Linked DNA regions of Mus musculus: region 1 is linked to region 2. A link is a loop called in an ENCODE intact Hi-C map of the cell type or tissue named here. Cell type or tissue: left cerebral cortex. All regions are shown on one strand.

Region 1 (8,000 bases), 190 kb before region 2:
ATACAGGGAGCCCCACACATGGCTTGGTCTGCATTTGTCAGGCACATTCCTTGAGACTCCCTCTTTAAATAGACCTGGTGTGGCTTCTGTTCCTACCTCCACAAGGTGGCTCATAAGCAAGTCACTGGAAACCTGCATGGTGCTCACCACAGGGGATGTTTTGATCTTCATCCTTCCTGCTGCTGTAAGCAGACCAAGCAGCTCACTTCTTTTCCCAGGGAGTGTTTTCCAGGCTTCAGGACATCAGTGGCTCTGTTTTTCCCTGTCTCTCATCTCTGCTGCCCTTCCTTCAATCACTTCAACCCAATGTCACAAAGCACCAGGTCTGGGACCTTCTTCATTTTCTTTTTCCTTTTTATTCCAGACAGGCTTGGCTGCGCCTGCTGGCTTCAGCCATTCCCCAGACCTTGGCTTGCGATTGTGTATCTTTGACTTCTTGTTGAAGTCCAGGCTTGTCTCTCTAGGGGACTGTCACATCCACTTGGGCATCTCAACCCATATACCTGAGACTAACGTCTTGATCTCCACTGCTAAGCTTCCACCATTGTCTGCCCACCTAAGATTACCCCATGCCGACTTCCTTTACATTCATTTATGCCATAAGGCAAAGCAACTCCATCTCCAAAAGGAACTTTACGTCTGCATATGCTGAGATTCTCAGGTCTCCTTACTTCTCTCTACACAGAAGCCAGACTACTCTGTGTGAGAGGAAAGGGATGCGGTATCATTCTCTTGCTTAATACCATTGCCTTCCATGGTCTTCCACTAAGAAGCAAAGGCCAAAGACAGCCTAAGTGGCTCTGCGTGACCCATCTCCTCCCTCATCCCAAAACACTCTGCCTTGGGATACCACCCCTTGGCCACACCGATATTCCTTCAGTTTCCTTCAAGCGTAGAGACAACGCTTCTCTAGAGTTATTTGCACCTGCCGTAGAACAGAACCCTTCCTTGGGCTTTCCAGCCGAGTCAGCCATGGCCTCTCAGAAACAATGGCTATTTGCAGCCAGAGTTCAGACAGTACTGAACATTTTAATGGTGTGAGGATACAGCTCAGACTGGTTGTTTGGGGATATGGAGGCCTAGGGTGAAGATGTATGTGGAAGTTAGGAATATAAGACAGTGAATGTGGAGAGCAGGAGGGTGTGACCTAAGCGTGTTTTGGACGCAGTGAGGGACAGGTTCACAGGAGGTTCTTGACCCCACTCATCTTTGATACATCTTGAAGGGCAGTGATGAGAATTGGCATGTGGTCTGAACAGAAACACCAGGGCCCTCTCTGTTTCTGGTTTTTACAGTGATACCTGGTAAGTGACTGGAGTGTAGGATGGAGGGAAGAACATGAGCCCAGTACACACTGGGGGTGTCAGTGTGACATAACTGAAGCTGTCCACCTCTTGCTGGGCGAGGGCTCTGTGACAGCTCCAGGGAAGCAGAACAGGTTGACAAGGAGTGTGAGGAAGAGACACTGAGGTCCTGAGACAGGGCGAGTGGGAGTCATTCCATCGGACAACATTTCAAATGGGAATTCCTCTCATGACGAGAATATCATGAAGGAGAACACAAGGAGAAATTCAAAGAAAAGCACAGAGCACCGTGTAATAACCTACTGAGTTTACCAACCAATATAACTCTGCCTCTCACTAAAGCGAAGGTTGCTGGACAGGGAGACGGCACGCTGTTTAGACACTAGTTTCTTCCATTCTAAACCAAAGAACTTCACCAAAGAATGCAATCTGCATTCATGTCCCTCACTGTGTGTCAGAATCTATTCTAGGTGATGCAGATGAAGAGGAGAGAGAGAGACAGAGAGAGAGAGAGAGAGAGAGAGAGAGAGAGAGAGAGAGAGAACCACAGAAGTCATGAACCGAAATCATCATTCATCATAAATGGATGAACCACAACAGTCACTCTTCCTAGCCTACACTTCACACTGCTATGTCCCTCCCCTGAAGGTCAACTGACCTTGGCTATTCGTCACTCAATGCTGGAAAGCACTCGGCAATTAGGATCTTTGTTAAAAAAGGAAAATCAGCCAATAAACTGTGATTTTGTGATGGTCAGTAGCAGGTAAAACCAAGGTAGGGCATTTCTGGGACCTTGTGTCAATCTTCTCCAGACCAACCGTGCATTTTGCTCCAGTTGAGGGGAGAATCAAGGAAAGGCAGCTTGATTAAGAAAAAATGACTTTAGCTGAATTTCAAAGGACTAAGTTAGGACTTTAACATGAAGTTGTTCTTAAAATGGAGTGTTCTCTGTCTGCAATTACATTTAGTTAGATTTACAAAAACAACTTGAGTTAGGGGAAAATTCTGCTCTATGATTATTTACTTAATGGAATACAAAGAAGCGTTTTAATTCTCTCATGATGGATTGTTGAATGTAGTTTCTCCTAAAGTCATTCAGTATCTCACGATATCTCAAATATGCTGCTTTGTAACAAGCATTACAGACTTTAGCAAAAACAAAAACAAAACAAAAAAAAACATGTTTTCTGATGTTCTGCCTATAGGTATTATTTGTATTGTTTATAGTTATCCCGATTTCTGGGGAGAGGACTCTAAAATTTAATAAAATAAAAAAAAATTAAAATTTAGGACCAGGCCAAACCATCAGTTACCTGAGTGAACCATCATTAAACTCCTGTGTGAACACGTGATGCCTCCTGAGAGAGACAAAGGCTGTGAGTAGACAGAGACAAAGCTTGCAAACAAATCTACTTTAGGGTTCCTAACTTAGAACACTACGGTAATAAACTATGAAGACTTTAACCCTAACCCCCTATAGACCTGGAATAGAGAATAACTTTAAACAGAATGACAGCAAAACCTAGAGATGTGCCAGGCAATATCATCAGTGTGTAACCGTCATGGGGTGCTCAAGGAATGGCAACACAGCAAACTCCATCCCCATGGCACCAGATGTAACCAAGAGGCAGGTAACCCCCAAACACGGAGACTACAGCAGCTGCCAGAGTACACTTCTCTGTAGTGTTTCCAGGAGTACAGTCAAGCTGATGATTAAAGGGCAGAGCAAGTATGTATAGTTGTAACACAGCTATGTACATCATGATCAATGTACACACACCAGACATAACTACCACTGTCCTACTGTCCTAGAACCACAGGTCAGTAGGTACAGCATCATCAGAATCATGGGACCAGTGCCCTGTCCCAGGACGTTAGGACAGCCACAGTGCTTCCACTTAGCGATAGGACCTTTCCAGCTTTATAGACGCTCAGGGGATCATCTCGGATTCAAATGCCCCTTTCCAAACAAAACACCATTATGTGGTGCACAGCTGTCTGGATTAAATGTAGACAGAAGAAAAGAAAACTTGGACAGCCCAAAGGCTGCAAAATTAGGTCACTTCAGAGGCCTGCCAGGCTGTCTTTATGTGTCCTAACGCGTGTGCTCAGGGGCAGCCCAGGACTCTGCCGGGGAGAAGAAATGAAGTGCTAACTTACAGGGTTGAAAACAATTCCAGACCTGGCCGTGGTGACAGAGACACAAAGCACGAGGCTCTCAAACTGTTTTCCAGACTGGATTCTTTAACAAAGGTGCCTATTATTTATGCTTTTGAAAAGGGTCTGTGATGTTCCTCCGAGGCCCATAATGAGTTCTGCAGATTCGTGGAATTCCTCTCTTGAAATCATTTCCTTTCCCTGAACTGTTAGGTCTCCGCCATCCATCTTCCAGTTTATTTAAATCCACACTGTGGACAGGATCTTGTTTCTATGTTCTGGGCCATGCTCCTCAGCTTCTTAGTGCATCCGTGAATGAGCATCACAACAGTATTAATAACACTAAGGAAGTACTATGCACAATCTGCAACATGTGTGACAGCCTCCCTCCACCACCAATCCCTTTAGGTGGAACAGACCACTAACATGTAATCTCTGTTACCTTGTTGGTAGACGACAGGTCAAGGGTGCTTTGTCAAGGAATTCTGACCTTTTGGAGAGGTTAATTTAGGTCAGCTGGACACGAACAACTGATCTTTCTGTGCTCATGTTTTGTCAAAGGAAGCAAAAGACATTGGTTAGCATCTCTCATGGTCACATAACTCCTTAGGCCATGCCCAATTCTCTGGGGATTAGAAGGCCTTGTCTTAACGCCATGAGCTCTCTCTTGAGTTTTATGATAATGTCCATTGGAACAATCAGGTGGCTCTATGTGCCCTTTTTAAAAGGTATTCTTAATTATTGCTGCAACTTTTATTAAGATATAAAAGTCATTATGTATGAATATGAGTACTATCTAAAATGACAGAGAAAATGAGAAGGTGTTTGGATATTCTTTCATTTGCTGTGATGCCAGACCAGTAGGAACAAAATTCAAGCCTCTGAAGAATTTCTGCAGAAAATATTAGCTGCAAATACCATTTAAAGAGAGTTTAAAAGAGTAGCAACAAGAATTTTGCTTTCCAAGAATTTGTCTCTTATGTTTTGTGGGTGGTGAGTTTTTGTTGTTGTTTTTTTTCTCTGCAGCTTTATATAAAAGAAATACAAAGCAAACAAACAAAACCCAAGACTGCAGGAGTGTGTGAGTGTGGAAAGACATGTGTGCACTCGACTAAGAGAACACATTTCCCGTTCCCACTTTTGTGCCTCACGCCTAAGAGTGCCTGCTGAACCCTGGGAGATGACAAGACATCTCCCAGGGGTGTGACTCACCCAGTTCTCTGAGCCAGTGCTAGAGCTGTTTTTCCTCTTAGGAGGGCCAGACAGACACTTGGCCTTTCAGAAAACCTCAAGGATGAGTCACAAGTGACATGCATTGGCATCTTGAGGGGGGAGGAAACAGAGGCTGGAAATATGGCCACACAAAAGGTGGAATGACACTGTGAGCAAGCACGAGTATGCATGTACACATAAACACACACATATGTACACATACATGCACATACACTTGCACACACACATGCATGCACACAAATACATACACACATGCTTGAGCACACACATGCATTTACATATATGCATACATATATACACAAGCAGAGAGACACACATGCAAACACACATGCATGCATACATACATGCAAACACACATGCATGTACATACATGCATACGCATACATGCATACACATGCACAGACACACACACACACACACACATGCAAGCACACACACATAAATGCACATATACTCTCACACACATGCACATGCACACATAAGCACACACACACATACATGCACACACACATGTGCTAGCTGTTTTGCAAAGCAGCCAGGAGAATCCCTCATCCCAGGATCCCTGGTCTTCACTTCTTCACACATATATAGGCCTCCCACTCAATTTCAAAAGGGTGCTACCCACCCTGGAAAAAAATTAAGCCCACATAGTAGCTGGGAAAATATGCAGCCAGGGAGACAGATGGCTTAGGGAAGAAGCAATCTGGATGGAGAGTGAGGGTGTGGGAGTGGAAATGTGGGCCTGGAGAGGGGCTGAGGGAAGAAAGGACGGGCGTGAGTGTGTGGTGACAGATGACAGAGTGCTGTTTGGGACAAGCAGTTGGAGAAAGCAAGGGAAATGGAAGTGATGTATTTATGCATAAGGGCTCCTTTACCATTAGGAAAACTCCCCTTCTGTCTACTCTGCAAGTCCCGCTGCTTCAGATGGAGGCAGACAGCAGAGAGCACATGCTTCGCCAAAGAAACAGAGGTGACTTGCTATCCCGACACGATTTCTATTTCTGATCGAAACAGATCCAAACTGAGCTAATTTGTGTACAGCTGCAGGCTATATAAACACGGCTGCTTAGAATTCTTTATAAAGTATCGGCCTTTGCACTCAACACTTCGTCGAAGTTAATAAGTAGGTGTCAAACTCTGAATTAAAATCCCTGCAAGAGGACACAGCACAAAGGACAATAAAAATGATTTTTAAATAATCACAGGGATAAATAGCATCTACTTCTGACTGATATAAGTGCTAGCATAAAATGTTATTAGGCTACCGACATTGTCTTTTGTTCAGAAAGTATGTTTCATTCTCCAACCATGCCATTTATCATCCTAATGAGCCCTCAAGCTGTAAATTAAACAGCAGAGACAGATTCATTCGAAAAGCATCTTTTCAGAAAAAAAAGGAAAAGAGCTAGGTGTTATAACAGTTTTCTACTTTTATTTTCTCCTAGTGTACTGGTTCAATTTTCTTTCATTGAAAAAAAAAAGCCCTTAGTACTTGAACACTTCATGGGGTAAGTTCATGCAATTTATATTTTCAGTAAACAGTTCATTCATGCTCCAGTACTCTGGGACCAGCTAGCGAACATAAAGGAGAAAAAGAAATCTCATTTTAAAATGCTGTGCCCTGTAAATTATGTTTGATCCCAGAAAATCTTAGAAACCTGGGCATGCATTTACTTTTTAGTTTTACTCGCAAGTGATTTGGTCCAAAGGAAATCCTCAATGGGAAAGGATTAGTGGAAATTTCAAACAGCTTTAGTTTACTGAACCGAATGTATTAATGGCTAAGCAAATACCATTTCCACCATTAATGATAAAAGAATAAGGTCACGAGCCAAATTAGTTGCGATTCCTCGTTACGTATCGATAAGAACATTACCCGTTCCTATGATGAAGAGAGAAGTCGGGGTTTTCTACTTGACCTGAATTTATGCATGAGCACACACAGGAGTGACTGAACAGCTATGCTGGGGAGGGGCACCCAGCAAAATGAGACTGGGAAAGAAAAAGAGCAGCAAGTCAAGTCTCATTTCAGCATGATTGGTCTTCATCCGCCTCCCCTCCTTTACCCTCTCTTGCTACAGCCTATAAATCTTTTTTTTTCCAATCTCTTGCTGTCCCTGCTTATGTGAGAGCCTAGCTCACCCATATCTCTCTCTCTCTCTCTCTCCCTCTCTCTCTCTAGCTCATCCTCTGTGTGGGTGAATGTATATAAAATGAAGAGACAAATAATTGTGCTGTTGAGGTTTTCCTGATGTCCAGGGAACAGCCATTAATCTGGGCAATGGGGCCTTGGAAATCCCATTCTGCAAAATGAATTATCGTTAAGCAATGATAGGCATTCTAAAGACACTATATTTTTATGAGGTCAAAATGAGGGGGCAATCTCCCCAAGGGAAGGCTGAGAGCATCCAGCTGTGACAGAAGCCACCTACTGAGCACCACTGCATGGATGCCTGACTTCCTGCCAGGAGCAGAGTCAGCACAGGCTCTGGTTGAATAAGCCCCCAAAGACAGTCTGGCCCATGCCTTGGGAAGGCATCCATCCCCTGTGGTAGCAACCCCTGGCAGTCTACTCTAGAAGCATGGCCTCCCTCTGCTTATGAACGGATGTGTCTGGCCGAAGGGGATCCACAGAAAGTCTGTACATCCCTCCGGACATCCTGTCCTAAGATATTTACTTAGCAATGGGTAATAGAGAAGATGCTTTTTAATACAATGGAGCTGAAGCCCTGAGAATCCGACACATGAAGACCAGCACTGCCAGCCTGGGCGTGGCCACTTCCTCTCTCCCAGTTGATTCCTAAATAGGCAATTTGATAGGCACATTAATTAGATTCTGGTGCAAGAACTACTCTGATTACTGATGGAAAAGCTACTGTCAGGGCGATGGAGCCTCTGAGGTATGTGGGTGACAAGGGGACATAGCACAAGTCAGGGGGTACTATAAGCAATGACATGGTGCTACTTTTGATAAAATAGAGCAAGGTTTCACTCTGTAAGCAATTAAACTAGGAGGGAGAGATGGACAGCAACAGACAGATCTCAAAGGGGCCAGGAAGTCTTTTCTGGAGTCTGGGAAGAGACTCAGCGGCTATCAATAAACTGTTTTATATTTAACTCCAAGCAGAGAAAACAAAACAAAATAATATATGGATCAGGAAAGGAAAAATTACCCTCCTGTGAAAAATGTGAATTTTTAACTTTTGCAATGTGTTAATAATTAATAGAAATTTGCACTAATGTGACGTCTTCACAAAACACAGAAATCTCACACATGGAACCTTTCAAGTGTAAAAGAAGTAAGCC
Region 2 (8,000 bases):
CCAACAAGCCCGTATAAAAACACACAATCTGGTTATTACATTCCTAAGCTATATGTCCGGATTGGGCAGACTTAGGGCTGCTACTTGAAACTTCTCCTGGCCACATGGTTAGGCTCCGTATTCACGTCCTCTTCCTCTCCTCTTCCTCTCTCCTCCCTTTTCCTCCTCATATCTGCCCCCACTTTCTAAGACATCCTGTCCCACCATTTCTTTCCACTGCCCAATCACAGGCTCTAACCTTTATTTAACCAGTTAAAATGGAGAAGGGGAATCACAGGAGATCACCCATGTGATCCACTGCTCTCGGCAGGGGGCAGCTGGGGGCGGGGGTGGGGAGCAGCCCCTCTTCAGGAAGTAGAATTAACATCAGAATGCAAAGAGCATCAGGGCAACCTACAACACTCTAAACTCCTAACAGTCTCTCCCCTTTGCCTCCTGATGGGGGATGCGAGATGTTCTCACATTGCAGGCTTCAATCCATGGATGGGAAATTTTTTAAAAAGAAAGATATCAGATTTGATATAGAAGATATCAGACTGCATCATGTACATCACCGGGTATCACCTGACACTCGTATTTTAGTCATGTGTACTCACGTTCACAGGAATACTGGGTTGCAATGTTAAATGTGTATCAACTCAGAGTCTCAGCGCAAAATATTTAAGCCAGTAATACCTGTCCAATAGCAATGCCTACCACATGAACATTGATTTGAAACATCCATGTGTTACAATCCCTTTTCCCTTTTGAATTTTTGTTGTATGTATGTGGATATGTCCATGTGGTTGTATGCTGCATATGCCCATGGAGACCAGAAGAGAGGATTGTATTCCTCTAGAGATGGAGTTATAAGTGGATACAAGCTGCCTCCTGTGGTGCTAAGAACTGAACTCACATCAATTGGAAAAGCAATACACACTCTTAACTGTTGAGCTGTCTCTCTTGCCCCAGGGGTTACAATCCCATAGGGTTGGACCTGAGGGGTGTATAATGCCTGTGTGAACAGAAATGTAGGGACTCTGGCTTATGTAAAGTCTGTGGGGGTGAGGGTCAAGCGACTAATAGACAAGATCTTATTAATATTTATGATTCCATCTTGATTGACTTTCTCCCTAGGAATAAAAAGGTGTTCTTATTTAGAGAAGAGTAAATATAACTTAGTTTTGGAAAACTTTTCACGTTTGACAAACCATCTCATGATGACCAGGCTGCGTGTTTAAAATACACAGTACAGGTAATTCCACCGTGATCAATAAAAAGCACTCCTAGAAATACAAAAATAAAAAACAAAAACCAAAAAGCCTTTGTTCTAGATGCCCCTATGCCATTTTCCCCCACCATCTGTAAAAGCCAGTTCATCTCCCAAAGTTTATTTCAAAGGCCACCTCTTCTATGGAAGCCTTTTAAAAAATAAGTAAAAACTAAAATAATAATAATAATAAAAATTAAGAAAAATTGCCTATCTACTATCCACCCCAGTCCCAAGTATGGGAGTAGTCGGTTTTTGACTCTCTGGAACAGAAAACTGCCTTTTGCATTTATGTTCTTGTCCAACTCTAAAACTAAGGAGGAATGCCCAACCCAGCTCATCCCCTACATCAGCCACCAAATAAACAAAAGCAACAGTGAGTCTGTCGGGAGGGGTGACCATCACTTTAGAGACCCTGATGTGTGTAGCAGCTGAGCCAAAATGACTGAACCTCTAGAGAAAGAGCAGGAGGGAACCAAAGGGAGGCATTGCTCCCTGGGATAACTGCCTCTGCTCAGGGCTCAGGCCTGCAGAAGCTGCAGACTCCTGTGCAGAAGGAGCCCCTTCTCTGCATCTCTGACCTTCAGAGTAGAAACCGGAAGTAGCGCAGCTTAAAAATGTTTCTTACGGACATCCATCTCCGTTTTAACAGACAGTTGAAATGATCAGTTATCGGATAGGTCCTGCACGAAAGATCAACCCTGAGATACAAATATGGGTGCTTCTGTATGGGGGTGATAGTATGGAAGGAGACAGACACGGAAGCTCCTATCAGTTGATTGTATCACACTGGTCATACTTTTGTTTCATATACTGTCTATAGTGGTGTGAGACTCGTCCTCCCGCACGTACAAGAAGCATACTTGGGTTCAAAGCCAGAGTCAAAACTAATAAAGTGCAATTTGTTTGCTCGGGATTCCATGTCTACCAATTAGAAAAAGTTGTTCTGTTACCAAAATAAGAGTCTCTGGCTATTAATCTGCACCTCCTCTCTTCAAAGATGGGTGCTTTTTTTCCCCTATGATGAAACAGATGTGTTCAGTGGTCTTTATTTAAAATTTATATCTCCTTTCATGAGATAATTAACAGGCACCACTCCTAACTCATGGCATTTGGTTTTCAGATTTTTTTTTTAAATCAATACCATTTAAGGTTCTGACCTTCTCTTTTAATATTTTGACACAACCTTAACTTGCAGATGTCAGGGTCTTGCTTGGTAATTCCTGCAAAGCCGCTCTTCATCGGCTGGAAGACATCTGCGGGGCTCTAGAAAATGCATAGCCCTGATATCAGAAAGCGGACCTCGAAGCTAATTCTTCATTGAGGCAGAGCTGTATAAACTCAGACAAGCTACCTGATCACCTATCCTCAATTTTCCTCTCTGTAAAAATCAGACCAACAACAGTACGTACATGGTAAGTTTCTTGTTGGGGAATAAATGACCTAGGACATATAATGGCCATGCCTCTGACAAGTATGTAGCAAATATTAGACTTAAAATACCTGCTGTCATTTTTGGTCTTGGCACAGTTACAGATTAAAACTCGTATTTTCTTATCTATAAAATGAGAGTACTGTCATTTACTTTTGAGATGTTATCAGATTCAAACAAGAAGATAACAGATATAGGAATATCAGACATATAGAAAGTAATCAAGTATGCCAGGCATGAAGGACCCATGCCTGGTATCCCGGAACTTAGTAGACTGAGGCAGGATAATTACCTTGAGTGTGAAACTTGCACACCAAGACTTTCTTTCAAAAACAAACAAGAGCTGGAGAAAGAGAGGAGCGAACGAGCGGGAGGGAGGGGGAGAAGGAGAGAGAGACAGAGAGAGAGAGACTACATGTTTTTGATCATGCATGAGCTTGAAACTGAACTGTAAACATAAAAGTCTTTAGCAAATCCTAAAATTGAGTTAGAAATGTCATGCAAAAATTGGTCCATAACTAAGAGAATGTCTGACATATTTGAAATGCAAACCCAAGTTTTTTGGTTTATCTTTAACTTTACCTAAAGATAACCTTTTGTAAATGTAAATTCTATATCCACAAAATAAGAAACATTCTCTTAAGCCAAACTGTTCTACTATACTGTAATCAAGAAATCTAACATGCTTTCTTAAGCCAAGAAACTATATATTGCTTACAAATCTGATTGAGTGTGCAATGGCTTAAAAAAAAATGCTTTCCAGCTGTGGTGGCGCAATGTCCTCAATGCACTAGTGAAACAGGTAAAATCTATGTGGTCTGAGGCCAGCCCAGTCTACAAAGCAAGTTTCAGGCCAGCCTGGACTATGTTGAGAGATATGGTCAAATAAATAAATAAATAAATAAATAAATAAATAGGATATTAAAAATTTAAAGACAATTCAGCAGGCATTCTTTGACAGTATTCAAGATAATTTACTGGGAACTGAAGACACACCTTGAGCCCTTGCCAAAAAGGCCTACACATTACCACTGATAATCTCAAAATACAACTTATAAAAACCATACAGGAGTTCAATTTGAACCAGAAAGTGGATAAGTAGCATAAACATGCGTCCAAAAAATAAGTTCTCCCCTTTAACTACAAGCCTGCCTAGATTTTAAAAAGCAAAAGTCATTTTTAAAAGGCAGTTGTTATCTGGGAAGCTATTGAATTTGTGCCAGAAACCAATATTTCAAAAGGTAAACCTGTAAAATAATAGGTATCTGTAAATGAAAGACTGGAATAACCCCAGGAGCAGCAACACAGTAATTAGCAACTTTTATAGAGTAATAACATGTTCCATATTCTCTCTACACTAGCTCTTTGAAGTTGCCAGTGTAATATATACAAGTTTTATTACATTGGAGCCCATCCTTGTGTGTTTTATAGGTGCTAGCATTATGCAGAGCAAGCTGTAGTCACCGTCGGATCTTCTATAAGAAACTGCCCGATAATTCGTGAGCTCTGTGTCTAGTTTATTTTGTTACACCTGTCTTTAAGAAAATAAAGTCACTTTGAGCCTAAGTCACTATGGAGATTCACATGCCCACATGCCATCGAGGTATGTGTCATAAATCATAAAGCAGTTTAGCTTTAAAATTGTGCATCGCATATTCATGTGCACACCACTTGCAGTTTTTGACACATGTGAACTCTTTACTGAATTAAAAAGGGAACTGCTCAGCTCTACAATCAGCGATTACCAGAGGCAGAACAGAAAGCAGTTAATATGCTTGTTCCAGCAGATGTTCATCCCCGTAAATATTAAACATAACACAAGTTCCTCCAGGAATATACAAGCAGTAATTTTACCACCTGAATAGGGCTGGTTGGAAACATTTAAGGGGTGGGGGCAATGTGAGGGATGCTGAAGCAGCCAATGGGATTTTTCAGACAACCGCAACTAGAATTAAATTGCATCTACCTGTGATTTACCTATAGCAGCTCTCCCTAATGCGAGATTAGCGAGAACTGGAACCCCAAGTGCATTCCAGGCTGCCAGCTTTGAGCTTGACAAAAAGAGTGAGGAGTTCAGCCATGGGCATGTGTGAAGAAAGGGTGCAAAGGAACCGAGAACCTCCGGGAAATGAGTCTCCCTGGGCCAAGGCCTCCGGAATTCGGGCACCAAGACACACTGGCCTCCTGCCTAGGGTGCTCACTTTTCCATCTCCAGTGGGAGTGAGGTAGGACAGAGGAAGGATGCAAACGCCAAGCAGGGAGCAGGCAGGGCGCAAGGCTAGAGAGCATCCTCTCCGGGCACTTCGTAGAGGTACCAACTCTAGGGGGTCACAGGGGTGGTGAGCCTGAGGCTCTCCGGGAGCTGGAGGGGAGCACAATCCGAAGGAAGGGAGCTGAGAGGGGCTGCGAGATGAGGGGTGGGCTCTCAGGCATCAGTGACACGTTCTAAAAATCGGTTCTCTTCCCCTCCACCGCTGCGCTCCTCCAGTGGCAGCCAGACCCCGGCCCCCTGAGCTAGCGCAGGCAAGCACCGAGGGGAGAGAACGGAACCGGAGACCGACGAATTCACGGGGAGGCGGCCGAGCATCCAGCCCGCCAAGGCTGGAAGGAGCCGGCCAGCGAGGCGGGTGTCCCCGAGCCACCCCACCCCCACGGCGGCCGGGCACCCGGAGTCCCGGCCCAGGTGAGGGCAGGCGGGGCCAGCGCGGCTCCCCAGCGGCCAGCACCGGGACTCACCACAGCGACTCGAGGTCCCATTCCTGGAGCAGGGCTAAGTCGAAGCTGTCCATGGTGGGAGGTGTCAGCGCCGCCGCCGCCGTGTCCGCCGCCGCCGCTGTGTCCGCCGCCGCCGTGTCCGCCGCCGCCGCTGCCGAGCCTCGGGCCGCCCGCGCGCTGCAACGAGAGGCGCCCGCTAAGGTGCATCCCGGCCGCGCCCGAGCCGCCGCCGCCCGCCTGCCCGCCTGCCCGCCAGTCACCCTCCCCCGGCTCTCAGTGCCCGGCACCCCCGCGGCCCCTGCTTCCCGGGCCCGCCCGGCGCACTCACCCGCTCGCCGGCTCGCGCGCAGCCACACTCGCCGAGAGCCGCGAGCTCGCTCTCTCGCCGCGCCGCCGCCCCCTCCCGGCCTGCGCCCGCCCCTCCGCCCCTCCCTCGCGGCGGCCCGGCCCGCTGCAGCCGCCGGCGCGGTGCTCTGCGCCCGCCCGCTCGCCCGCCCGCCTCTTTCTCCTCCGGGAGGCGCGTGTGCGCGGGCGAGGCCGAGGCGCGCGCGCGCGTCCTGAGCCCCGCGCCGCGCCCGCCCCGCGCGCCCCTGCGCTCCCCGCGCTCCCCGCTCTCCCCGTGCGGCTGCTCGGGGTCCCGCGCCCTTTCTCGGGCCGGACTGCCGGCTCGCCCTCCTCACCCGCGCCCCTCCATCTCTCCAGACCCTCAGTGGCCCCGAGGGTTGCGGGGGACGTCCTCTGAGCCAAAGGGAGCGGCGCAGCGGCGCCGAGGGCAGGGGGATGCCGTGCCGAGCCGAGGCCGGCCTGCAGCAAAGCAGACCCCTGCCTCTCGCCCTCGCCCCGTGTCCAGCTGGGACTTTCTGGTCCTCCGCAAATTAAGGGGAACCCGCAGGGCGCTGCGGCTGGAGGTGTGCACTCTTGAAGATCTGGGGTGGGCGCTAGGAAGGAAAAGCCCTGGGCGCCCCAGGCGCGGTGAGAGTTAACAGTGCAGCCCACGGCAGCGCTGAAAACAAATCGTTTCAAATATCTGGAGCCAGTAACTTAAGTGAAATAAAGAGGAGGCGGGAAGGAAGCGTCTTCCAAGACCTGCTTTCAGCTGCAGTTTAGCCTGGGGGCTGGGAGGACGAGGGGTATCCCACTAGCCCTCAGCTGCCCAGTCCCTGGAAACCAGTCTCCTTTCTTTTTATTTCATACTGGAAAGGCCTCTCTGGGTTTCCACTACAAACTTCCCGCCGCCTCCTCTCCTGTCTAGAGAGTGGCAGATTGTCAGCTGGAAAGATGATAGAGTACCACTGTGGCTTGTAAAAAAAATAAAACCCTTGCTATTATTACTCCCTTGGTTTGAGAGACTGCTCCCCCCTCGCTCATTATTATATACACTCTGAGAGTGGGGACTGGAGGCGTAGAGCTGGTCTATCCTTCCATCTCTGGGCTTCTGCCCTCAAAATTGAGGATCCCATGCTGGCCCCGGGGGTGGTGCATGGGGTTCCCCTCTCCCATGCTCTTGGCCCCAGTTCCTGGAGCCCTGTTCAGGATTCCCCAGGATTCCTGGAGAGAGCAGCACCGAGCAAAGCTCACCACTTACACCAAACCCCGCATGCCCTAAGGGAGGCCTTTGCAGTGTATCGGCCTTTGTTCCTTTTCTAGACAAGAAGAGCCACCATGTGAGGCCGCCAAAAATTTAGCCCCTTTGGTAGAAATCCTAGGAGCAACCCCTTTTTTTATTTCACCCACCTCTGAAGGAGAACTAACGAAGTCGTGGGCGCAGGTAGATAAACTGCCAAAAAGCCAACTAGAGTTCTATGCTCTCGGAAACAGAACTGCAAAGCTCTCGGGCCCCCATCCTTTTCTTCCCCCAGCTTTGGAATAGTTCCCTATTAGCATCCATAACTAATGTGAAAATATCAATCGCTAAGTGAAGGCAGAGTCTGCATCAAATCCGCTGTAGAAACTGACTGGTTATTTTTACAAACTAACAACTTCGCTGCTTGAAACACCACCCCGGCCCCTTTAGTTGAAGGCTACAAAAGAACAAAGGAAATATGGACAAAGTACAGGTGTGAAGGGCTGGGATCCAAAATCTTGGTCTACAGTGTATCTGGAGAGAAGGAGGGGGGAAATGTGCCTTACAGATACCTACTTAGCATAAACCCTCTTGGAAATGTTTGCTCTGGCAAAAGTGAGCTATAGACATCACATGGAGACAGCCTTCCCAGGAACAAAGGCTGGGGGTGGAGGGTGGAGGAGAGAGAGAGAGGGGAACAGCCCCTGCCTGGAAGAACTGCAAGTTCCAAGGCCTGAACAAGAAATGTGTCCTGTTCCTTGGGCTCCTGGCTGCAGCTGGGAGTCTTCTCCAGAAAGGAGACCTCCCGCCCCTCCCAGGGATCTGGCTTCCCGTCCCTTCCCTTCCCACCACATCTGTTTATACAAAAGAAGCTGCTGAAGAACAAACAGAACCGTGTTTACTGCGGGTCCCATGCCGAGCGAGCCTGAGGCTCGGACACAGATTCAAGCCTCCTCCTCTTAGTGGCTGAAGATAAATGGGTCCCAGAAAAGGAGAAAGAGCAAAAGGAGTTAGGCTTGGGGAGGGAAAGGTTATTTGTA

What was found. Peaks named below come from ENCODE experiments on the same cell type or tissue, not always from the same donor. Only the 100,000 strongest peaks of a DNase experiment are listed, where the experiment ranks them.
Region 1: a loop joins it to region 2, with 11 times the contacts of the local background. A loop is called at or near these places in 4 of 42 quality-filtered maps.

What each region holds. Positions count from the first base shown.
Region 1 is chr1:38,433,192-38,441,191 of GRCm38, forward strand. The region is part of intron 4 of Aff3 (AF4/FMR2 family, member 3); the gene reads right to left. Among named protein-coding and RNA genes, the nearest start is that of Aff3, 190 kb to the right of the region's middle. In left cerebral cortex, no CTCF peak of the experiment used is centred here; DNase peaks (open chromatin) are centred at 4,699 and 5,400; H3K27ac peaks cover 724 bases.
Region 2 is chr1:38,621,672-38,629,671 of GRCm38, forward strand. It overlaps Aff3 (AF4/FMR2 family, member 3), which reads right to left and starts at 5,573. Exons shown (of 22, transcript NM_001290814.1): 1 at 5,418-5,573. The coding sequence starts at 5,470. In left cerebral cortex, no CTCF peak of the experiment used is centred here; DNase peaks (open chromatin) are centred at 4,875, 5,356, 5,748, 5,771 and 5 more places; H3K4me3 peaks cover 2,876 bases; H3K27ac peaks cover 1,396 bases.